3 separate regions of the Homo sapiens genome follow, and all the other regions are linked to region 1. Evidence: chromatin contacts called from ENCODE Hi-C or POLR2A ChIA-PET data. All regions are on one chromosome and are shown on one strand. Each heading gives the region's core, a stretch centred on a gene start or an enhancer-like site at or near the end of the contact. The rest is flanking DNA. Distances are from core to core; before and after follow the strand shown.

The links. A loop is a pair of places that touch in the nucleus more often than their neighbours do. ChIA-PET counts read pairs that join two places held with the same protein, here RNA polymerase II (POLR2A). Pooled maps may share reads with other maps.
Region 2: a map of CD4-positive, alpha-beta T cell shows a loop between it and region 1 (6-fold over the local background). The contact joins the promoter of CLPTM1L here to the promoter of BRD9 in region 1. A Hi-C loop is called at or near these places in 5 of 168 maps with a recorded cell type or tissue (CD14-positive monocyte, CD4-positive, alpha-beta T cell, aorta and 2 more), 3 of 37 single-sample maps with no recorded cell type and 19 of 50 pooled maps. POLR2A ChIA-PET finds 5 or more read pairs at or near these places in 1 of 52 experiments (CD8-positive, alpha-beta T cell).
Region 3: a map of CD4-positive, alpha-beta T cell shows a loop between it and region 1 (2.6-fold over the local background). The contact joins the promoter of LINC01511 here to the promoter of BRD9 in region 1. A Hi-C loop is called at or near these places in 1 of 168 maps with a recorded cell type or tissue (CD4-positive, alpha-beta T cell) and 7 of 50 pooled maps. POLR2A ChIA-PET finds 5 or more read pairs at or near these places in 1 of 52 experiments (CD4-positive, alpha-beta memory T cell).

The regions. Positions count from the first base shown.
Region 1 is chr5:890,787-894,778 of GRCh38, reverse strand. It overlaps BRD9 (bromodomain containing 9), which reads left to right and starts at 1,978. Exons shown (of 16, transcript NM_023924.5): 1 at 1,978-2,173; 2 at 2,925-3,139; 3 at 3,492-3,624. The coding sequence starts at 2,122. TRIP13 (thyroid hormone receptor interactor 13) reads right to left here and starts at 1,895. Exons shown (of 13, transcript NM_004237.4): 1 at 1,689-1,895. The coding sequence starts at 1,780. RefSeq lists silencers at 1,609-2,228, 2,419-2,637 and an enhancer at 1,977-2,609.
Region 2 is chr5:1,343,473-1,347,110 of GRCh38, reverse strand. CLPTM1L (CLPTM1 like) reads left to right here and starts at 2,012. Exons shown (of 17, transcript NM_030782.5): 1 at 2,012-2,431; 2 at 2,660-2,760. The coding sequence starts at 2,270.
Region 3 is chr5:1,377,973-1,381,600 of GRCh38, reverse strand. It overlaps LINC01511 (long intergenic non-protein coding RNA 1511), which reads left to right and starts at 1,528. Exons shown (of 2, transcript NR_125810.1): 1 at 1,528-2,039.

The DNA.
Region 1 (3,992 bases), core at 729-3,228:
AGAAGCCAAAACACACATAAATGATCTTAGTTCAAAAACAAAATGTTAAAATGAAGTGTTTTGAAAAACTCAGACAATACATAAGAAAGCCCAGTAGTTAACAGGGTAAGTTGGAGTTGGCCTGCCTGGGACCAAATCTAGAGCCACCCCTTGCCTGTGGGTCCTCTACCAGCTGTGCCCTGAAGAAGCTGTGCCTCAGCTCCCAGTTAGAAAAAGGGGACAACAGTAAGAGTTCTCGCTATGCTGGGCTACTGTGAAGTCATTAATACACTCAAAGTGTTTAGGACGATACCTGGCACATAGTAAGCACGCAATAATGTTGGCTTTCACTATTACTAATGAAGTTCCACAGCTGTGGGGTCAGGCCTGGGGTCTGCATTGTAACAAGTCTCCAATAGCCGTGATTCGTGCTGAGAAAATCTAATGCTTTCAGCTTGGTATCCAGGGCTTCCCTTGGTCCCCCTTGCTGCAGTCCTCCTAACACCTCCCCTTTCTACAACAGTGACCTGGTCCCGGATCACACCTCTGTGCCCTGCTATGCACTGTCCCAGCTTACTGGCCTGATCAACTGCAGTCACCCTCTAAGTCCTATTCAATGTCTGCCTCCCTCTGAGCCCTCCTGGACAGGCTCCTCAGAGCCAGGCAGGTGACATGTGGCCCCTTTGCAATCGTCCCAGCACCCTACAAGCAGCGACCACCATGCATAGTGCGGTTGTGTGCAGGTGTCTATGAACTCTGGTGCAGTTGTACGTAGGTGTCTGTCCTCTAGGTGCAGCTGTGCTCTGGTGTGATTATGCCTAGCGTCTCTGGGCCCAGGTGTGGTTGTACATGGGGTGTCTCTAGGCTGCGGTGGCACTGTGTACAGGTGTCTCTGAGCGCTAAGGTGTTTACACAGGTGTCGCCAGGCTGTGATGGGGCTTTGTGCAGGTGTCTCTGGGCCCTGGTGCAATTATGCTGACGTGTCTGAACTCCAGCACCTAGAAAATACCCAGTCAACAGCTATTCTGTTAAAGGAAAGGTCTCTTCCTCTGCATCCCCTCTGAGGCTGGTGGTCTCACCTGACCTCAATCCACCCTCCGTGGACATAAGGAGGGTCTGTGAAGGTCTGGCCCCGCCGCTGAGTTCCCCCCACTCCAGGGAGCAGCACAGCCCACAGGCCCCACCATACCATGAACTGACTTGGTCACAAATGAGTGGGATGTGCTTTGAACCCTAAAAATTTAACATCGAGTCCGTGAGGAACGGGAACAATTAAAGGGTCTGAGAAGCAGTGGCTCAAAGAATAACCACCCAGCTTTCGGCTGAGACTAGAGCTCTCTGTAATGCGCAGCCATCCTATTCTCCAACGTGGGACTCAGGGCCACATCAATGCACTGGAGGACAGCCGGGGCAGGGGCAGGGTCAGGGCCAGGTCCGTGAGCTGAGGTCGGGTCGGGGCTCAATCTGTGAGCTGGGGTCCTGCGCGCAGGGCTCGGGTCGGCCGGGTCAGTGCCCTGCGGTGGGGTCGCGTCATTGCGCTAGGATCCGGTCGGGGCCCGGCGGCCTGTGCGCCCGGGTCCAGTCGGGCCGGATCAGTACCCTGGGGTTCGGTCGCATCAGAATCAGTGCGCTGGGGTCGGGGCTCGGTGCACGCGCTGGGGTCGGGGCGGGTGGGTGCCCAGAGGATGTGTCGGACAGGTCCGGCTCACCTGCTGCCGCGCTGATGCACCTCCACGTGGACCGTTGGCGACTCGGCCACACAGGGAAGCGCCTGCTTCAGGTCGCCCACGGCCTCGTCCATGGCGCCCCCGAGAGCAGTGGGGACCCAACCAGGGCGCGGCCGCCGCCACCTCACGCCCAGCGTCGCCGCCACAGCCGCTGCCTCAGCCCGCGGGCCCCGCCCTAGCTTCGAATCTGCCGCGCGAGGCGCACCACCTCCTGACCCGGAAGCGCTCGGGCCCGGCAGGGCCACTTCCTGCCGCGGCCCCGCCTCGCCCCGTTTCCGGCGCGGCCCAGCGAGCTCGGCAACCTCGGCGCAGCGAGCGCGGGCGGCCAGCCAGGGCCAGGGGGCGGTGGCGGCCAAGGTCCGACCGGGTGCCAGCTGTTCCCAGCCCCCGCCTCGGGCCCGCCGCCGGCGCCGCCATGGGCAAGAAGCACAAGAAGCACAAGGCCGAGTGGCGCTCGTCCTACGAGGGTGAGGCGGCGGCGCTTTGTGACGCGCGGCGGGCGGGGTCCCGGGCACGGGGGAGGAGTTCCGGGCACGCGGACGGGGGTCCTGGGCACCGGGCGAGGTCCTGGCCACGAGGGAGGGGTTCTGGGCACGCGGGAGGGGGTCCTGGGATTTCGGGCAGGGAACCGGGCACACGTGAGGGGTCCTGGGTAGGCGCTTACGTTCCTGGTAGAGGGTTCTGGGTTCGAGGCTGCAAGCCCACTCACCCCGGTCCTGGAGACTAGGGAAGCATCTGTGCTGGCTTTTGTGTGGAGCTCAGGGAGAAGCTGGGCTGCCCTTTCTCCCGCCTTTCCCTCCCTCTCCCTTGCTCCCGCAGCAGCTCCATGGGTGTCAGCGGGCAGCACGGGCGCCTGCAGGAAGTCAGGCGAGGGTGAACCGAAGTGCTGGGGGTTTCTAGGAGGGAGATCGGGCTCCGGGGTTCCAGGTCCCTCTTAATCCATCTTCTTGAACGAGTAATGTGAACAACATCCCACAGGGCCTCTGGTGAGGACACCGTGGCTCGAAAGGGACCTGAAGCTCCCTGCGGAGGGGAAGGGAGAACAAGGAGGCAGTGACATGCCGCCACTGTGGTCTTCCCTTCCGTCTTTCCCTGCTGGTTGGCAGCCCCGCTGTACTCCTTAGGGAGGCCTTTCCCTCTTAGCACCTTCACGTCTCACCTGGCTGCGTGGCGTTTGCACCTGAGCACGCGGGTAGAACTCGGTCTGTGTCTGTGCAGATTATGCCGACAAGCCCCTGGAGAAGCCTCTAAAGCTAGTCCTGAAGGTCGGAGGAAGTGAAGTGACTGAACTCTCAGGATCCGGCCACGACTCCAGTTACTATGATGACAGGTCAGACCATGAGCGAGAGAGGCACAAAGAAAAGAAAAAGAAGAAGAAGAAGAAGTCCGAGAAGGAGAAGCATCTGGACGATGAGGAAAGAAGGAAGCGAAAGGTAAAGGAGCAGCGGCGGTGGCCCGGACGCTGCCCACGAGGAGCCCGTGGGGAGCCTGGTCCCAGGACCCAGGCAGAGTGCGCCTGCGTGGCTGGAGGAGGGGAGGGGGTGTTCCGTTGGTAGCAAAACGCGAACCGCTGAGGCCCGCAGACTCAGTTCCAGGATCCTGGGTGTGCTGTTCCTCAGCAGACCCTGCCAGGGTCTCTGTGAGGAGGGAGCCTGGCATGAGGAGGATCTCGGAGGGGGTTTCCCTTAGTTCTGTCCCTCCCCTGAGAACTGCGAGGGGATTGGGCAGACCTGTCCGGATCCCGCCTACTCCTGCCTTTCTCACTCCCTTGACTCTGCCGCCCAGGAAGAGAAGAAGCGGAAGCGAGAGAGGGAGCACTGTGACACGGAGGGAGAGGCTGACGACTTTGATCCTGGGAAGAAGGTGGAGGTGGAGCCGCCCCCAGATCGGCCAGTCCGAGCGTGCCGGACACAGCCAGGCAAGGGTGCACTTTTAGAGACTCTCCTGGTGTTCACAGCTCATCGTTGTAAATGAGGGGTCGGCACCGTGTCCTGTTGCTTTGGGGAGAAGCATGGGAGGGAGGAGAGCTGGTATTTCCAGGGCCTCATCCCAGGTGTCCTCTGGCCTGAGGTTTCCTCCGGTGTCTCTGAATGTCTAGAGCAAGGCGTGGCCAGTTACCACTGGTGCCCTTCAGTTTTGTTTTTTAACTTGTTAGCTAAGGATGGCTTATATGTTTTTTAAGCGTTCATAAAAAGAAACAAAAAGGCATCTCCACAGAGACCAATCGTATGTGACCCGCAAAGCCTAGACTGTTTTTTGTCTGGCCTTTATGTAAAAAGTTTGCCA
Region 2 (3,638 bases), core at 763-3,262, 450 kb before region 1:
GTCCTCCTCTGGCGCTTTCTTGAGGGAGTTCTGCAATGATCCACATTCTTTCCAGGGACTTTCTTTCAAGTGCTGTCATATGCTGCCGCGGCTTGCCGGCAGCCCAGCCTCAGGCGGTCGGAGTCGGAAGGCGACAGATGCAGGGCTCCCTTTCCTCATCGGTTCTCTCAACAGGGCAGGGGGACGGCCATGAGTGGGCAAATGTGTCCAGACCACTGAAGAACCTCTCATCTGCTCAGCTGGAGAGGCCCTTCCTGTCTCTGTGATCTTTCCCAAGATGGCCAATGTCCTGTACCACCGGCCACCCCTTCCGTTGGTCACTGTGGATGACACTAGGGGTGGACACTGACCAAGGAGGCACCAACCTGATTCCAGCTCCTAGAGCTGGCCAGGTGCCTGACAGGAAAATGAGGCATCTGAAGAACACGGAGAGATGGGGGTAGGGTGGTAGGGAGGGAGGGAGATGAAGCCACACCCCAGAGCTCCTGGGTTTGCAGCTCCTTCCCGAGGCCTGGCTAGGTCCCTGCCTCGGTCCCTGCCTCTGGATGCCGTGAGACAATCCACCCTGGAGAGCCTACCAGTCCCCTTATGTTTGACAGCTGGAGTTGGAATTTGCCTCCCGCAGACCACAGGTCTACAGCCTTCATTCACGTGTCGCACAGACTGTGGCAGGACCAGCACCCGCTGCTGGTGTGGGACGCCTGGCCCTGTAGGGGACCCCAAGAGTGGCTGGAGAGCAGGGCGTGATGCCTCTTGGGCCACCCTGCAAAGGGCTCACGAGCCTCCTGAGGAGGATGCATTTGATCAGGGTAACAGGAGTCAGCAGAGGGCTTTCCAAGGACAGGTTTGCCAAGAAGCGAGAACAGACTGAGGGGGGAACGATAGAGGCACTGGGTGTAGTCAGACACCACTGCAATGGTAGCCGAAAACCGCGCCGTGAGAAGACTCTGTGGGGAGGGTAACTAGGTGCATGAGAGTGAGAGGAGCGAAAAAAGCCTCGGATGGCTCCGAAGCTCCTGGCCCAGCTTCCAGGGGTTGGTGGCCCAGGACCGCCCCTGCACGCGGCCTCGGGTGCCTGCTCCAGGCAGACCTGCTTCTCTGGCCCATTCTCGGCACCAATCACTGTCCCATCCGCCCGTCAGCCAAGTCCTCTGAGTTCTTCCCGGAGCCCAGCACCCTGATGCAATTGTCCCTGCTCTGAAAACCCTCAGCAATCTATTGGGTCTTCAGTAGCATCTACTCTTTCTAGAAATGTCGAACAAGGTTTTTCGATTGTGCTGCACGTGTGGCAGACACAGAAACGGAAACGACCTTCCAGAGAACTGGCCAAAGGACGGGAGCTGCTCCAGTAACTGAAGGGCACAGACTGAGCGCTTCTGATGGAGTCGGGGAGGTCGCCGGCCCATCCACCGGCTGCCCGAGGGCCTCCCACTGACCTCCCCCGGCCGCCCTCCGAGGGGCCTCTGCTGACCTCGCCGTGCTGGGCACGCTCGGCTTTAGCGGGAAGCTGGGGGTCAGGTTCAAGGCTGTGAGGAGCCACTTCAGCCCGGGAATCTGAATTTTTTCTTCAAAAGCGCCTGTCCCCACAATGGGTTTGTACTGGGGAAAAAACCCACACACGGGATGAGGTGCCCGGCTTCTGTGAGGGTTCTGAGCACTTCGTTTTTCTTCCCTTTAGATTCTGACAACTGTGGACTAAAAGGGTTGCAGGCCCAGTGCCGGAATTCCAGTATCACCTTCCACCAGGCTCCTCACACGTCGACATGGCCCCCACTTGGTGGTCTGGCAGGCGTCGGCGGTTGGGGACGGCGCCCCGGGGACCCCGCGGCCCTAGCCTTCCCCGGCGCCCCGCGAACGCCCTCCGCGGCCCCAGCAGCTGAGCGCCTGGGTCCCTGAGAGGCACCCCAGGAGGGCGGCGCGGGCGGGTAACGTCACACACGCGCCGCATCCTGGATGCGCGTGCGCGGCAGCGGCCGAGACTCCGTTTCCCAGGGAGCCGCGCGGCGCGTCCACTTCCGGCAGGCGGCGGGGCCCGGAAGCGGCGCGCGGGGCCGGCGAATCCCGCGGCGCCAGGTGGGAGCGGGGCCGGAGCATGCGGGGCGGCCGGCGGTCTGCGGCGCGCGGCGCATTCGTTCCCCCGCGGCGGTGGCGGTGGCGCGCGGCGGCTCTCCAGTGAGCGGCGGAGCCCGGAGCGGCGGGCTGGGCGCCGGGCGGGCGGGGCTCGCGGCTGAGAGGCGGGCGGGCCGGGGGCGCCGGGCGCGGGGCCGCCATGTGGAGCGGCCGCAGCTCCTTCACCAGCTTGGTGGTGGGCGTGTTCGTGGTCTACGTGGTGCACACCTGCTGGGTCATGTACGGCATCGTCTACACCCGCCCGTGCTCCGGCGACGCCAACTGCATCCAGCCCTACCTGGCGCGGCGGCCCAAGCTGCAGGTGAGCGTCCGCGGGGCCGGGGGCCGGGCGGGTTGGGGTGGGGGCCTCTCCTCCAGGCCCCAGACGTCGCCTTCCCGTCCCAGTTCGGAGCTGTGGCCGCGCGAGTCGAGATGGAACCTTTCCTGGTTCCCCAGCGGCCAGGTCTTCCGCCCTCCAGCTGGCCGTGGGATTTGAGTGCGTCCTGCCAGGGCCTGGCCGAGCTGACTCTCGACGCCCCCTCCTTTCCAGCTGAGCGTGTACACCACGACGAGGTCCCACCTGGGTGCTGAGAACAACATCGACCTGGTCTTGAATGTGGAAGACTTTGATGTGGAGTCCAAATTTGAAAGGTATGGGCGTAGGACAAAATGCCAGTGAAAGGGAAAACATTACTCATGTTCAGATTGTTTAAAAGTTAGCTTTCTGTACATAACATGTTTATTTTAGAGAACTAGTCTTACCGAATGTCTTGAAGTGGTAGAATATCCTAACTGGAGGCCTATGCGTGGCCTGTAAACATTCAGCCTGGAAGGTGACAGGTGATGAATGTCGTTTAAGAAGTAGTTCTCAGCAGAGTGTGATGGCAGTGGGATGTCCTGGACGGGGAGGCTCCGAAGGAGCAGGGGCCACGCTTGGTGAACCAGTGGAGAGCAGACAACTCTGCAGTTTCACTACCGGGGACCAACTTGTCTTTTCCTGGTGGAAGTAGTTCGCTTAAGTTACTTGTGAGGGAAAAGAGATGAGGATAGAGGAAGCAATTTTGTAGAAAATCATAAATAAGTGACATGTGACGTTAGAATAGATCAATGTCCAAATATGTAGAGTATCTTAAAAATTACATCTGACATGGCCTAATTTTTTTTAATTGAATAAGTATACTTTTAAATATGATTTGCTTCTCACAAGTCAACCATTTCCCTTCATTGCCTGGGAGGTATCTGAGGAGAGAATAATGAAAGTTTGAGACTCATGCTGGACTCCACGCCCTCTAGGCAGCCAGTCCCTGGGGGTAGCTGGAGGCGCTGGCAAGCCGGTTTCTGCCTGGCCTCTTTAGGCCTGTGACCTCAAGCCAGTTCCTGCCCTCTCTCTGCCTCCATGAAGGGGAGGCCAGAAGTGCTGGTGACCAAGCTGCCCGCTCGGTTGTAGCTGCCCACACCTTTCAAAAATGCTCAGGATTCATCTGCACTGGGTTTAATTTCCCAGACATGAATACTGCCTCTTCCGTGCC
Region 3 (3,628 bases), core at 279-2,778, 490 kb before region 1:
TGTGCCGGCATGCATGGGTGTGGGGTGTGCACAGACAGGTGTGTGCATGGGTGTGCATGTGTATGGGCACGTGCACGTGTGTGGGTGTCCATGTAGGGGTGAGCATGTGTGTATGGATGTACGTGTGCACAGGTGGGTGTGCAAGTGTGTGTGGGTGTGCACAGTGCAGGGGTGTGTGGGTGTAGGTGTGCACATGCCTGATGGTGGACAGGAACCTCAGGTTCCTTCCTACTGCTCTTTCTGGCCCCACTAGTGGATCCGGAGTAGAAACCAGCCAGAGAGAAGCGCACAGGGGAAGCACAGCCATCACTTAGCAAAATCACTTAGTGAAATCTGGGGGAAAATGAGAGTGGGCTGAAGGCAAAATCAGTGTGCTCTTTCAGCTGGAGAACATAGCAATCAGGGGAATAGGGGCATGGAACAGCCCAGAAACTGGATACACAGAGCTGCGCAGCCGTCATATGCCCCAGGAGGAGGAGGGCGGCGGGTGTGTTCACGCACCACGTGCAGCCCTGGCTGCTCTGCTGCTGGAGTCCATTCGGGCTGCTGTGACAACACGCCTAAGCCTGAGCCACTTGTCAACAACAGACATTTATTGCTCACAGTCCTGGAGGCTGCAAGTCCAAGACCAGGGTGCTGGCGGATGTGGCGTCCCATGAGGCAGCCCTCTGCTTCCAAGACGGCGCCTCTTGACAAGGCTCAGGGTGGACAGAGCGAGGGAGCTCCCTGGAGCCTCTTCTACCCGGGCCACTCATGCCATTCGTGAGAGCACAGCCCTCGTGATCTACTCACCTCCCAAAGGTCCCACCTGTTAACACCATCACATTGGGTATTAGGTTCCAACCTATCAATTTTGGGGGCCACTAACACTCAGGCTACAGAAACTACTAATGCATCTTGGGATATTGTGAAACTGAAAGGTGACAACGTGCCAGCAGCCCTCGCTGGCTCTCGGCGCTTCCTGGGCCTCCGTGTCGGCTCTGGCCGTGCTTGAGGAGCCCTTCGGCCTGCCGCTGCGCTGTGGGGCCCCTCTCTGGGGCTGGCCGAGGCTGGAGCCAGCTCCCTCTGCTGGCGGAGAGGCGCGGGCGGGAGCGGGGGCTGAGCGCAGCGCTCGCGGGCGGCGCGGGTTCCGGGTGGGTGCAGGCTTGGCTGGCCCGCCGACGCCTGCTGGGCTTGATCTGGGGATGAGCTCCCTCTGGGCTGCCGGAGTGCCCAGGGTAGATGCTGCAAAGTTCTAAAGGGAGTGCTACTGAGAGGTGAGGCCGGCTGGGCTTCTGGCTCCGGTGGTGACTTGGAGAACTTTTCTGTCTACCTAAAGGATTGTAAACACACCAATCAGCACTCTGTAGCCAGCTAAAGGTTTGTAAATGCACCAATGAGCACCCTGTCCAAATGGACCAATCAGCTCTCTGTAAAATGGACCAATCAGCTCTCTGTAAAATGGACCAATCAGTTCTCCGTAAAATGGACCAGTCAGCAGGATGTGGGTGGGGTCAGATAAGGGAATAAAAGCAGGCTGCGGGAGCCAGCGGTGGCAACCTGTTAGGGTCTGCTTTTGTCCTCTGGGAGCTTTCCTTGTTTGGTTTTCGTAGTAAATCTTACTGCTGCTCAGTGTTTGTGTCTGTGCTGCGTTTGTGAGCTGCAACGCTCACGGTAAAGGTCTACAGCTTCACTCCCGAAGCCAGCGAGACTGTAAATCCACTGGGAGGGGCAAAGAACTCTGGACGTGCTGCATTTTTAGGAGCTGTGACACTCACCGCGGAGGTTTGCAGTTTCACTCCTGAAATCAGTGTAGACCACGAACGCACCAGAAGGAACAAACTCCAGACACACCGTTTTTAGGTAACCGTAACATGTACCGCGAGGGTCTGCGGCTTCATTCTTGAAGACGAGACTAAGAACCCACCAACTTCTGGACACAAAACCACCCCAAAAAGTGAGTTTCTAAAGGAGAAGCTAAAAATAAAGACCACGAAAGTGTTGCCCATGGTGATAGCTCCAGACGTCCGGAGACGGTGTTCAGCGCTGCTGCAGGAGAGGTATGTGGGCAGAGTGGGGAACCGCATTCCTCCATGGAGGCTGCTCTGGAGGGCTGGTGCCTGCATCGGGGTTGCATTCAGCCCCTAACAAAGCTGTAGGCAGCCGCTCCGTGTGGTGCGGGGGAAGCCGGTGCAGGCATTACTCCTACAGCGTTCTGTGGTTTCTTCTCGGGAGTGATACAACCCACTGTCTCCACTGTAAGGTTTAGTTAATGCTGGGTGACAGTCTGATCTCACGTAGCCAGGTACAGATAAAGTACAACACACTCCTTAGTCTCCTTCCTTTCCTGTCCGCCAGGTGCCCACAGGGGGCCTGCACTTCAACTCCTGAGCAGCTGGGCTCCCACCCCTAGCCTGAGCCCTGCTGTTTCCTGCTCTCTGCCCTGTATCCTTGTCAGAGCCTCAGCTCTCTCCCTGTGCTGAGTTGGCGCAGGTGAGACGGAGGGACCAACGCCTGGCCCTTAACGTCAGTGCCTAGTGCACACTTACCCAGTGTGTGCGTGGCCTACCAGCGGTACCCAGCCATGGGGCGGCAGGAATCCCTCTCTGCCTGCAGTCCTGCCACCCTGGTCTTCTGCCTCCCCAGGGAGTTTCCACTTTGCGGAGAAGTGGGGGCCAGAGAGATGGGGGGAGTTAGTGGAGGGAACAGGGAGACAGACCCTTCCCTTCATGGTCCTCAAAGGTACAGGCGCTGGTGGGCTTACCTTATTATGGAGGCTGCAGCTTTTGTGTTCCTTCCAGGACCACAGAAATATACCACACACCCCCCAAAGTAAATAAGTGATTAAAATCAACCGGGATGGGGGCTTGAAGCCGAAATGGAATATAAGCAGTAACAGGTGAACCTCATCGAAGGGAGTGGGGAAAAGAAAACCTACCGCATGCTTTGGAAGACAGTATCATGGGCTGTAAGACAAAAAGAATGGCGTGCAGACACTGTGCCCTAGTTTGTGAAGCTGTTTTGCACAGCAACCTGGGTTAGCAATTATGAGATTACTTTGTGTGTGCTCCAGACTTGAGCAAGCAAGCATATTGTGGGTAATTAGAGCCGGATACATAATTTGCGGGACCTGGTGCGAAATGAGATTGCAGGGCCCTTGCTCAAAACTCATTAAGAACTTAAGGATGGCGACAGCAGAGCTTTAAACTCTGAGCAGGAGGCCCTGTCTGGCCGCTCAGGTCACCTTCCAGCGGCCGCGCTGTGGGTGACGAGCCTCGCTGCTGGAGAAGGGAGCTACCAGTAAGGAGCATGGGAGGCTGGGAGGGGAGGCGGCAGTAGGAGCTTGTAGTTTCAGCACGGAAGTGTCGGTAGACGGCTGGGTAGACGGGTGTGAGCCTGGCATGGGCCCGTGTGTTCTCACCGAGGCTTTAGCTGTGTCCACTGGGGGACCTCGGAGCAGGGACACCCTACAGCCATGGGCACCCCCAGAGCCGGATCTCGGGCACTAACATCTTTCTCCAGGTCAGGCACTGGGGCCCCCAGATAGCACTGAGGCAGGGAGGGTTCCCGGGTGAACATGGAGTGGTCCCACAAAGTAAGGTAGAGCGCCCAAAGGGCAGCGGGGGGGGGGTGGTCAGTAAGGCAGAGC